Linked DNA regions of Homo sapiens: region 1 is linked to region 2. A link is an interaction called in ENCODE POLR2A ChIA-PET data of the cell type or tissue named here. Cell type or tissue: OCI-LY7. All regions are shown on one strand. Links, peaks and the distances in the headings refer to the core of each region. The heading gives the core; the rest is flanking DNA. Region 1 overlaps DMD (dystrophin). Region 2 overlaps DMD (dystrophin).

What was found. ChIA-PET counts read pairs that join two places held together with the same protein. Peaks named below come from ENCODE experiments on the same cell type or tissue, not always from the same donor. Only the 100,000 strongest peaks of a DNase experiment are listed, where the experiment ranks them.
Region 1: POLR2A ChIA-PET joins it to region 2 with 8 read pairs; 2 of 35 experiments call an interaction of 5 or more read pairs at or near these places.

The regions. Positions count from the first base shown.
Region 1 is chrX:32,412,837-32,418,227 of GRCh38, forward strand. The region is part of intron 29 of DMD (dystrophin); the gene reads right to left. Among named protein-coding and RNA genes, the nearest start is that of MIR3915, 170 kb to the right of the region's middle. In OCI-LY7, for the core only: no CTCF peak of the experiment used is centred there; no DNase peak of the experiment used is centred there.
Region 2 is chrX:33,180,171-33,185,561 of GRCh38, forward strand. All of the region lies in intron 1 of DMD (dystrophin), which reads right to left. Among named protein-coding and RNA genes, the nearest start is that of DMD, 29 kb to the right of the region's middle. In OCI-LY7, for the core only: no CTCF peak of the experiment used is centred there; a DNase peak (open chromatin) is centred at 3,341; H3K4me3 peaks cover 1,230 bases; H3K27ac peaks cover 3,585 bases.

The DNA of each region.
Region 1 (5,391 bases), core at 254-5,253, 770 kb before region 2:
GGTTTTTATATTATATATAGAATATTAGATATTACATAAATACTATACTTTTTAAGCTTTAAAAATATTAGTGATGTCATTATTCTTCAGTGAAGCCAGCCTATAACACAGCTTTGCCCAAGTAAAACTACAGTTAAAGGCATCTAGACTAAGGCAAAAGAACAGGAAGTTTAGTGATGCTGCAGGAAGAGGGAAGGCTTTCCCAGTACTTCTCCCTGTACCATAAATTTTGACTCCATTAAGATTTTATCCTGGGCTTTCCTTTCTTCTCATTCTACCCATACCTTAACTTCAATTCCTCCTCACATTCTGACAACTCTCAACTCTACATCTCTCAAGTCCAGATCTCCCCTTGATCTCCATACTTGCATGTTATCTCACCCTATTGGACATCTCCTCATGAATATTCTGCAACCACCAAAAGCTAACACTCCCACACATGAACTCCTTGCATATACTCTTCTCACCTACTTCTCAACTCCCCAACTTGCTTTTCCTCCTTCTCTGTATTTTTTCCGGTTTCAGCGAAAAACAAATAATGATTCCCTTTATTAGATGTAATTCTAGATATTTCTACTTCCTCTATCATGTCCTTCATCATGTTGCATCTAATCAGTCAATCACTAATTATTTATTATACCTTCTAAATAGTTCTTGATTCCAATCTTTTCTCTCTCTCTCCATTGTCTTTACTCTAGTTAAAATCATTACTATATCTTACCTCAAATATGCTATCAGTTTCTTCACTGGCATTTTACTCTGCCACATCCCACCTGTAAAGCAGCTGCAATGTGTTCTCTCAATAACGAATTGGGGCTTCCTGTCTAAAATTCTCTAGTGATTCTTTACTGTCCTTCAAATAAAAGCTCTATTCTTTTTTTTTTTTTTTTTTTTTTGAGATGGAGGCGGAGTCTCTCTCTGTCACCCAGACTGGAGTGCAGTGGCACAATCTCTGCTCACTGCAACCTCTGCCTCCCTGGTTCAAGTGATTCTCCTGCCTCAGCCTCTCAAGTAGCTGGGATTACAGGTACCTGCCACCATGCCTGGCGAATTTTTGTATTTTTAGTAGAGACAGGGTTTCACCAATTTGCCCAGGCTGGTCTCAAACTCCTGACCTAAGATGATCCACCCACCTCGGCCTCCCTAAGTGCTGGGATTATAGGCGTGAGACATTGCGCGCAGCCAAAAGCTTTATCCTTAATGTGGCTTAAAAGTCCCTTCATAATATAAGTCCTGCTGGTGTCTTTTACTCCCTGCTCTAGCTATACAGAAATTTTATTTTTTATTTCCCAACCTACACTGTGGCCCTCTTGATTCTTGGCCTTAAACATGTTGTTCCCTTTTACTGGCATAATCTCAATTCTGACTTCCTTTTATTGGCTAATTTACATTTATCTTCTTAATGTAGTGGACATCTCTTCCAAGTGGCTACCTCTGGCACCTTCTAAGTTCAGGGAGGTAATTCTTGCATGTTCTTTGAATTTTGTATTTTTTTGATTTGACAAGTAAAAATTCTATCAAGTTAGAGCACGTAACATGATGTTTTAATATATGAATATGTTACGGGATGGCTAAATTAAGCTATTTATGCATTCCCTCACATGACATTATGTTCTTTCTTGCACTTTGTATGTGCCATAACATATTTAATCTCCCATTAATGGTCTGCATTTACTTTAGACTATCAACTCTAATGAGTTCAAGGATTACGGCTGTCCTGTTCATTGCTCAATACCAGTTCCTAGAATGAAGCCCAATAGCTTTATTTATGACTGGGTGAAAAGTATAAGGAGAAATTTTAATGAGAAAAACAGAAAACTTTAAATAGTCAAAGACGAAAATGGATTTACAGAAGAAATTGTAAACAAAGGTCACCACTGCTCAGAGATGTATCTTTTGGACAATAAATCTATCTGTTTTTGTATTAAAAGTGTCAGAATGGGGGTGGGACATTATTTGGAGAAAATTTTAATCTCTTTCTATTAAAATTCTGTATCCAAGATTGGTGACCGAGGCTTTGCCCTATATTCCAATTCAAACATAGCTTCCTTTTGTTCTCAGTCAAAATTTCAACTAAAATTTACATCAGGTAATTTACTATTTCAGATAACAGTGTTCAGGGCTATAATCAGAGCCTCTATTGCAGAGGAGACTGGCTGCAGCCTACCCACAGCTCTTCCAAAGAAATGGATCTCTAGTGATAAAATTTCAGCATTGTGACAGGTGGTTGGAGAAAACTTCCAATCACAGCGTGTAATAATTGCCTAGCCAGGTATTAAATTTGGTCCTTCCTCTGGCTAAAGGCAAAAACAGTGTACTCTACAAGGCACATCTGTAGATTTTAATTGTATAGGATGTAATATAGAATAACATTAAACCACATATCTAGCCTCAAAATTCTTTTTAGAAACCTAACTTTTTCTATTCATGAGATTCTATGAGCTGAAAGGAACAGTGTGGCTTAAGAAATGATGGCAGAGTTGACTTCGGGTGGGTTGGCTCTTTTCCTGGCCTGACAGTCAATAAGAGAGGCTGATTTACACAGATTCCTTGATTATCTCAGTCATTGAAAAGACCTCATGTCAATGCAAGCTTGCAGAATTCTTTCAACTAGTCATGGCATAAGCTGCCTTCTATTTCTAAACATCTGATTAGGCGCACCCTGATGGAATGTCAGGCTTATGAATTTTCTGACTTTCTGCCCGCTTGACCTGTGCTGTCTCATTGAATGAAGTTTGTAGAAAGTCTTCAACCATAATCTGATTTTTTGTTGTTGTTCCAGAATACTGTTCCGCTGTTGTTTTAAAATGTTATTTCATGTCTTTAGCTAATCCACTTAGCAGTAAGAGGAATTATATAGCTAGACAGAAACAGCAAATATAAGGAAAGTTAGAAAGACATCTTTTAATAACTGGCGATCAATGACAAAAATATAAAAATAGAAAACAATCCTAGTAATGGTTACCAAGAAAAACACATAATATATTTTAACCCAGTTTTCAATGAAAATTAAAACTAAGTAAAAGTTAACACAAATTAATTATTTTATATCTTTAAAGTACTATGGAAATATAAAATAAGTTTAAGAAAAAGTTTTAAGAGTTTAATGAGTTTTGCTGGCAATGTAAAGTCATCTCTACAATGAATTGACAGTTTCTCACATTTCCATTTTAAAAATAATGTACTAACCTTTGTACCACAATATTACAAACACATAAATCAAAGTGTAGCATGTCTAAGAAACTCTGGAAGAGAAAACTCTGCATGTGAAATAAAAAACCGAATATTGAAACCAAAAAATGTATTTAACATATGAATGCATGCTTTAAAAAGCCAAATTAGAAAAAAAATCATTTAATAATATTTTACAAAAAACACATTCATTAAAGGAGCTAGGTATCCTATACTATACTTATTAAACTCAATACAAAAAGCAATTTTACTGCATTTATGAGGTGATGGGTAAGCTTATGCTTGCAAATGGATTAAGAATGTGGGTGCACTGTTTACAATCATCTCGTAATAAGACACTTTTATTTTTGGTGTTTAAATACTCATCATTGTATTCATCATTGTGATGTAGACATGTAAAACATTTCAATTTCCAGCAGTTTTAAATATTTTCTTCTGAGTAAAGAAGGATTTTTGCCAATGTCAAAATAAAGCCCTCATTTTTATGAGTGATTTTAGTAGTAAATGAACTAACGAAAACTAAATCCCAAATTCCAATTCAAATAAAGCAAAGCAACGACAAAGTCTTGAAGTTTCTGCTTAGGGTAGTGCATTAATTGGCCCCAACCTGACTGTCCGTACCTTGCAGAAAGTAGAGCAATATGGAATATGTTTTATTTTATAGAAAGTGTCTTGGGATAGGAGTCCTGCAAGAGATGTGCTAAAACCAAATCCTACTCAACCTGCCCTTCAGAAACTACAGTGGAGACCCATGAGAGGACATTAATCTCCATTTGACAACCACGCTTCACTTCACAGAGTTTACCAGTCAAGTTTTCTTTCCCAGAGTCTCAACTTCAGTGGACCAAGCAACACTTGCTTCAGTGGATCAAGCAATAGTTCAGTGGTCCAACTATTTCCTTTTAGTGTTTCTTTTTTACCTACTAACAGGTTGCAATTTGTTCAAGTGCCAAGTACTAAGAATACTGGTGGGTGTATATCATTTTTGATAAACTATTTCCTCCTGACCTAACTCTTCTATTTAACTTAAGAGCAAGTGTGAAACTGTCACTATGGATATGAATGCATTGAATTCTATCTGTTGTCTTAGAATTTTGGGTATAGTCTTAAACTGAAAATAACAAGTAATAAGTCTCTCTCATTCTAAGAGATGGAAATAGCAGGGCATAGCAAAGGGCTTACAAAAGAGCTGGGAAAACTGGCCCTGCCTTTGTTGCTCCACCATACCCACTTATACTAAAACTCTCTGAAGGTTTTAGAAAGAATCGGTCTTCTGAATTCATGGCCCAGAGGGAGAGTAGGGATGGCTCCCTCTGTTTATTCCGTAAGGGGGAAAAGAAGATGGTACTTCAACCTTTTTGTCCCATGCAAGTAAGTGGAGCTCCAAGACCACTGATCACAGGGTCTGGGAGTCCAGAGTAGATAGGGATGACACCTAATTACCAACTCTGCTTCTGAAGATGTCTGCTTCAGAAATTATATGCCTACTTGATAGGTAAAAAATGAATGAGAAATGATACAGTGAAGAAGGGGGGCAGCCTGTACTCCCCAGTGCTTGGTGTGGCAAACGTTTCTCAATAGGTCAAGTGAACGTGGAAGAAGACAGCCATGTTTGAGCTATCTACCAGGAACACTCTTTATGGAGCAAGAGTACCTCAGGATCAAGAGGCTTGAAGATGTTTTTATAGAGCATATTTTCCTTCTTAAAGATGGGGAAAACAAAAGAGCTTCTGCAAGACTTCTTAAAGATCCCATACTTGTACCCCAAATAAACCCGAACTTTGTATCTCTGTTACACACACACACACACACACACAAATCATAAACTCAAAGCTACAAATAGCTAGTTAACAGGAGACATTTGCCTATTTTCCTTAACTCCTACTTCCCAAGACATTGGAGAATAATATAACTGAAGTGCAGTTAAAAAAAAAAAAAAGAAAAAGAGGCAGTGGAGGTGTAAGATGGAATCTAACCACACTTGCCTTCCAGAGAAAGTCTTTTAGACCATGGCTTAAGCTTGAGCTGGAAACAAGGAAGCATATTAAATTAAATATGACATTGAGATTTTAAGCTGAACCCAATTAGATTTAAGTCTTTATTACCTCAGAGGCCAGAAAGCAAAGGGATCTATTCATGGCGCCATCTACCTGGATGATGTAAAAGCATTTCATGTTTCTGATCTATCTGGCTGAAACT
Region 2 (5,391 bases), core at 231-5,230:
ATTCTGAAAGAGACATATCACATGTTTAAACATTTAAATAACGAACAAACCTCCTGGGATCATCATATTTATCACGCACTTTTTAAAGAAAATCAAACATGCTTCTGTTTATACAAATTTATTCCCATTCTAAATATTTATTTTACAAACAGAATACTTTCTTATATTCTTGGGCTACATGAATCATTATTATCAACAGAAGGGTGTCTGTCATTACAGGAAGCACAATACTTGTATACTTTTGAGGGTTACTCACACACACGCGCACACACACATGCACACACATACACACAGAGTTTGGGACCTACAAGACTTTATAATCTTATTATGCCTGCTACCCATTTCATCTTCTTCTTCACTGTTTGTCTTGTTGTATCTCTGTTCGTTGTGGCCTACCCACCCCTGCTCCTCTCTGACAGTTTTGGGTTGAACTTACCTGGCTCTGGTTCCAGGAGTGGGTGTCTGATGGAACCTGCCCAATCAGAACACTGTACTCCTGAACTAGGTTGATTGATTCAGGAATGTGTAGGTGATTTCTTCAGAGTCAATTACAAGTAATCCTAGGTCTTCTGTTGGAGAGAATGGTGTTTTCATTTTCTATTGGAATTGAGGTACAATGATATAAGTCTAAGACTAATAATGGGTCCCATATCGAGAGATAATGTCTAAGAGCTTTTTTTTTTTTTTTTTTTAAGAGCCTTTGAAAACACAGTGGAGAAAGGGTGAGAGAGGTACTGGGCTAGGTGACATCACTTGAGATCCCAAAACTAACTGTATCTGAAGTAAGTAATACCTCTTCACTTTTTCGTTACATGAGCAAAGGAAACTTTTTTTTTTCTTAAACTGGTTTGCTAGGTTTTTGTAAATTAGCAGAAATGGTGCTTACATACACACATATATGTATGTATGTATATTTTGGTTGAGATTAAGAAATAGAGACCTAGGTTCTAATGATATAACTGACTAAAGATAAAATTAATCCAATTATTGAAAGTTTCAGCACCTCAGTTGCCTCTTTAAACAATGAGTTAGTTAGATTACATGACTGACAGTTGTCTAGATCTAAAATCATTGGATCCAATCAATTGATTTTCATGAATGAACAAAGACATTTAAATCTGGAAGTAAGTTCTATTAAACCTAGTATCTTGATAACCCCAGGCCAGATAAAACTATAAAAAAAAAATGACTGGTCTCTATATCAGTCGATGGGCACCATTTTATAGTTAATTTATTTCAGGAACATGGCAGTTATAACACAGGTAACTATAGGACAAGCTGGTAAACCTCATTGTAGGTAATCACTGAGCTCAGGGAGGTAGCATGATGTGGTGGATAACAGCAAGGGATAGGGAAGGAGAAAGTTTGACTTTCAAAGTCTAATTCTAACTCAGAATTCTTCATCTGTAAAATGGGAACAATAATAGCTCTCTCACAGGCTTGTCCTAAGTATTTACTCACATAATATACACAAAGCTCTTATTACAGTACGTAGCACAAAGTAAGTACTCAAAATTTGCCATATGTCATTATTAGCTGCGGAGCTATTGCACTGACCAAGTGCTTGAAAAAACAAATCATTTCCTTTGGCGTGAGTGTTAATGCACAGAGGCTTTGAAAAATACTATGTGAAAGTCATTAAAAAAAGAAAACCTCTCAGCAGATTAGCTTCCTTCAACCTTTGTAAGATCCTGCTTTTGACGGCCAACCCAGTGCTTTCCACACTTTCTCACACATTGCCTGTTATTTCTGGTCAGGAAAATAAATAAATAAGTGCCCATCTGGCCAAGTATTTTTCCACCTTTATATGAACCAGAAATACCAATTGTTTCTAATGTGTATTCCCCAGATGCAATACTTATCCTCTATTTACAGCTAAGCCACTGATTACTGTGGAAAATATTGTCAGCAAACCATACCCCAAAATGTATTGCTGTGAAAGGGGAAAAAAATATTACAAAACAAAACCCTAAACCGAATCGATAACAGCACTCATGTCTTGGATAGATTTACAGAAAGAGAAGGACGTCGCTATTTTTATTTGCTAAGAGATGTTGCCTTTTTTTATATTAAAATATTTAAAGTTACTTCTCTGATTGATCTGTTTCTTTTGAGACATAATCTTGCTCTGTTGCCCAAGTTGGAATGCAATGGTGAGATCATGACTCACTGTAGCCTTGACCTCCTAGGCTCCAGTGATCCTCCTGCCTCAGCCTCCTGAGTAGGTGGGACTATAGGCGTGTTGTCACTATGCCTGGCTCATTTCTTTTCATTTTTTTTTTGTAGAGATGAGGTCTCACTCTGTTGTCCAGGGTGGTCTTGAACTCCTGGGCTCAAGGGATCCTCTCTCTCCTTGGCCTCCCAAAGTACTGGCATTATAGGCATGAGCCACCACACCCAGCCACTCTGATTTCTGAGTCTTAATCAAAGTAGCAAACTTATAAAGTAGTGATTTCATCACATGCCAATATTAACAAAGAAAAAGGAAGAGTAGAAAAAAAACTCCATAACTGATACTGTAAAATATTTTTCTAATTTGCATAAAGATATCAGTTCTACCCTAGTATATTTACAAGATATGACAATTCACTAACATTTACATTTTAATTCATATAACCAGTTTGTAAGAGAAGGAATCCTATCAAGGAAAATAAGCCTACAGAAAACTAACTTTTTGTGATAAAATGATTTTATAAAGCTGACAATAAGCATTTAAAGAAGTACTAGAACATGAACCTTTAACACATATCCAATCTACTGTTTTAGAAAAAATTAAGAATGAGTTTTTCTGCAAAAATGTATGCAACGCAAATTCTAGTTTAAAGCGGAATATCCTGTAATCTAATAAATATGGAGATGATTTTTTATAGTGATGTAATGGGCTAGATTGTACCTTTAGACTTATGGGAATAAAAATATTATTTCCTAATTTCAAAACTATTTTAAATCTTTTAAATTCTACTAAATTAAATAAGAAAATAAAATTTGAGTTAGCCACTCAAACAGGAGATTTGTTATTCTGATTTAAAAACAATTGCCTTTGGTAACAATCACTCTCAAACAGTTCGAGAAAAATATATGTATGTATATATTCATGGGCAAGGAGAAGGATTTAGAAAAGGAGAAAATTTTTCTAAGTTTCGGTGATCAATTGGAATGAAAGTGTGAAATTACCTTCAGCAGTGTTGTCAACTAAACTCAGCACTTTCTGTCTCAACAGGTGCACACTCAAGCCCACCAACTCTCAGCTATTTGTCAAAGCTAAGGAAAAAGATAGCCAGTCCCCACACAGCTGCGCCTCTGGCTGCCACTACAAAAGAATGAGGCTCGGCTATTTTTAGGTTTGGGGTAGGCAATCAGCCAAATCTCAGCAGCACCACAAGAGCATGTGCTGAGATAACTGAGACTTTAGAGTTGAACCAGGACTCCACCAGCCTCCCAACTTCCTGCCTAGACACCCAACCCTGTGTTCTCATTTCTGTGGTCACCAAGTCACCTGTGGCTTTCATCATGATCCGCGAAATCTACATTTCTGTGCTTTTCCCAGCTCCTCTCCTGTTACAACTTTCATTTCTTATCTCTAGACCTTGAAGCCATGAAATTTTCCTTATTAGTTCCTTTACTCAACAAGGAAAAAAAAAAACCTCAGAACACTCTGCAGCTGCTTCTATAAAGAAAGCAGTGTGGGTTTAATTTGTTTATAATCTGTCCTTCATTTCATTAAGCCTCTAAGTCATGGCCATTGCTACCACTGTGCTTAAAAACAAGAGAAAAGTGAATGCTTATAAAGAGTGGCAGGTACAATAACTGATGTACAAAGAAGGAAAACACAGATTACTGTGTTTTGATAGTTAAAAGGGAGCCAGAATAGGGAGCTAAGGAGTCTGATATCAATAGCGTACATTATTTTACCTTTGTTGAATGCTGATCCAGAAGGTTAATATGTCTAAGAATGTGCATTTGTGAAATTTCCCTATGTGCTAGCATAATCTCACTAGGTGTTGCATGATTTCCATGAGGAAAGCTGGGTTTTAGTGGAATAAATTATTCTACATTAGATTTTTTTGTCTTCTCATAACTGTTTTTTATTTGTAAACAAAAGTACATGCACACATTTACGGTATCCTCAGGTATTGCTATCAAAACAGTAATAAAATAACGCACTATTCTTTTTTAATGATTTTTTTTTGTTGTGAACTGACATGAGCTTTCATATACGAAATCCGATTTTGAAATATAAGGCACATTTATTTTGAAATTAATAGGGAATCTAGGTCAAACAAAGCAAAGCCAAACCTTAATTTTACAGAACTGTTCTACCTCTACAAAAAGTCACTCAAAACAATTGTTTAAATTGTGTGCAATAATTATCTTGAAAATGCATTTTAACATGTTCCTATAAATATAATTCCATATGACTAAGATGAAAATAATAAATAAAATAATAGTGGAATAAAATTGATACTTTATTTCCTATTTTGATTTTATCCCCATTATTCCAGAACAAATTCAATATGGCAGATAAATTGCAAGGATTTATTTTTTCTTTCTTTTTTTTTTTTTTTTTTTTTGAGACAGAGTCTCGCTCTGTCGCCCAGGCTGGAGTGCCATGGCACGATCTTGGCTCACCGCAACCTCCACCTCCTGGGTTCAAGCGATTCTCCTGCCTCAGCCTCCTGAGTAGCTGGGATTACAGGCATGCACCACCACGCCCGGCTAATTTTTGTATTTTTACTAGAGATGGGGTTTCACCATGTTGGTCAGGCTGGTCTCGAACTCCTGACCTCGTGATGCTCCCACCTCGGCCTCCCAAAGTGCTGGGATTACAGATGTGAGCCACCGCGCCCGGCCCAGCAAGGATTTATTTTCAGGGAGCCAGTATTATGCAGAGATCAGCCTGCTTTAGAAAATACAGTGTCTCTCATGAATGAGTGCACCATTTGCCAAAAATAATCTATTGTATCTTCTTCTCAGGCCAATAATTAAAAATGTATTATACTCCAAAGAAAAACGTAAATAAAAAAGACAATCCTGTAAAATTATATGGTTATTGTATCTCTACAAAAACGTTTTTAATATTGTAAAATATATTATTTACATAAATATGTAAACATTCAAATTGAGGAGCAAGTTTTAGAGTAGGGCTCAAAATCTCATATCTGCCACTTATTAGTTATATGGCCTTGAGAAAGTTACTTAAGCACTGTGCTTCGGTTTTGTTTTTTAATCTCTAAAATGGGAAGTATTCTTTCCTCATGATCTGGTTCTGAAAATTAAATGAGGCACAAATATTCACACTCCCCCAGGGTTCTCTAATCCTTTCCTTGATAGTGTATTCCCTCCGTTAGAAATCTCGTTCTCTTCTTTAACTTCAACTATCATCTATCTCCA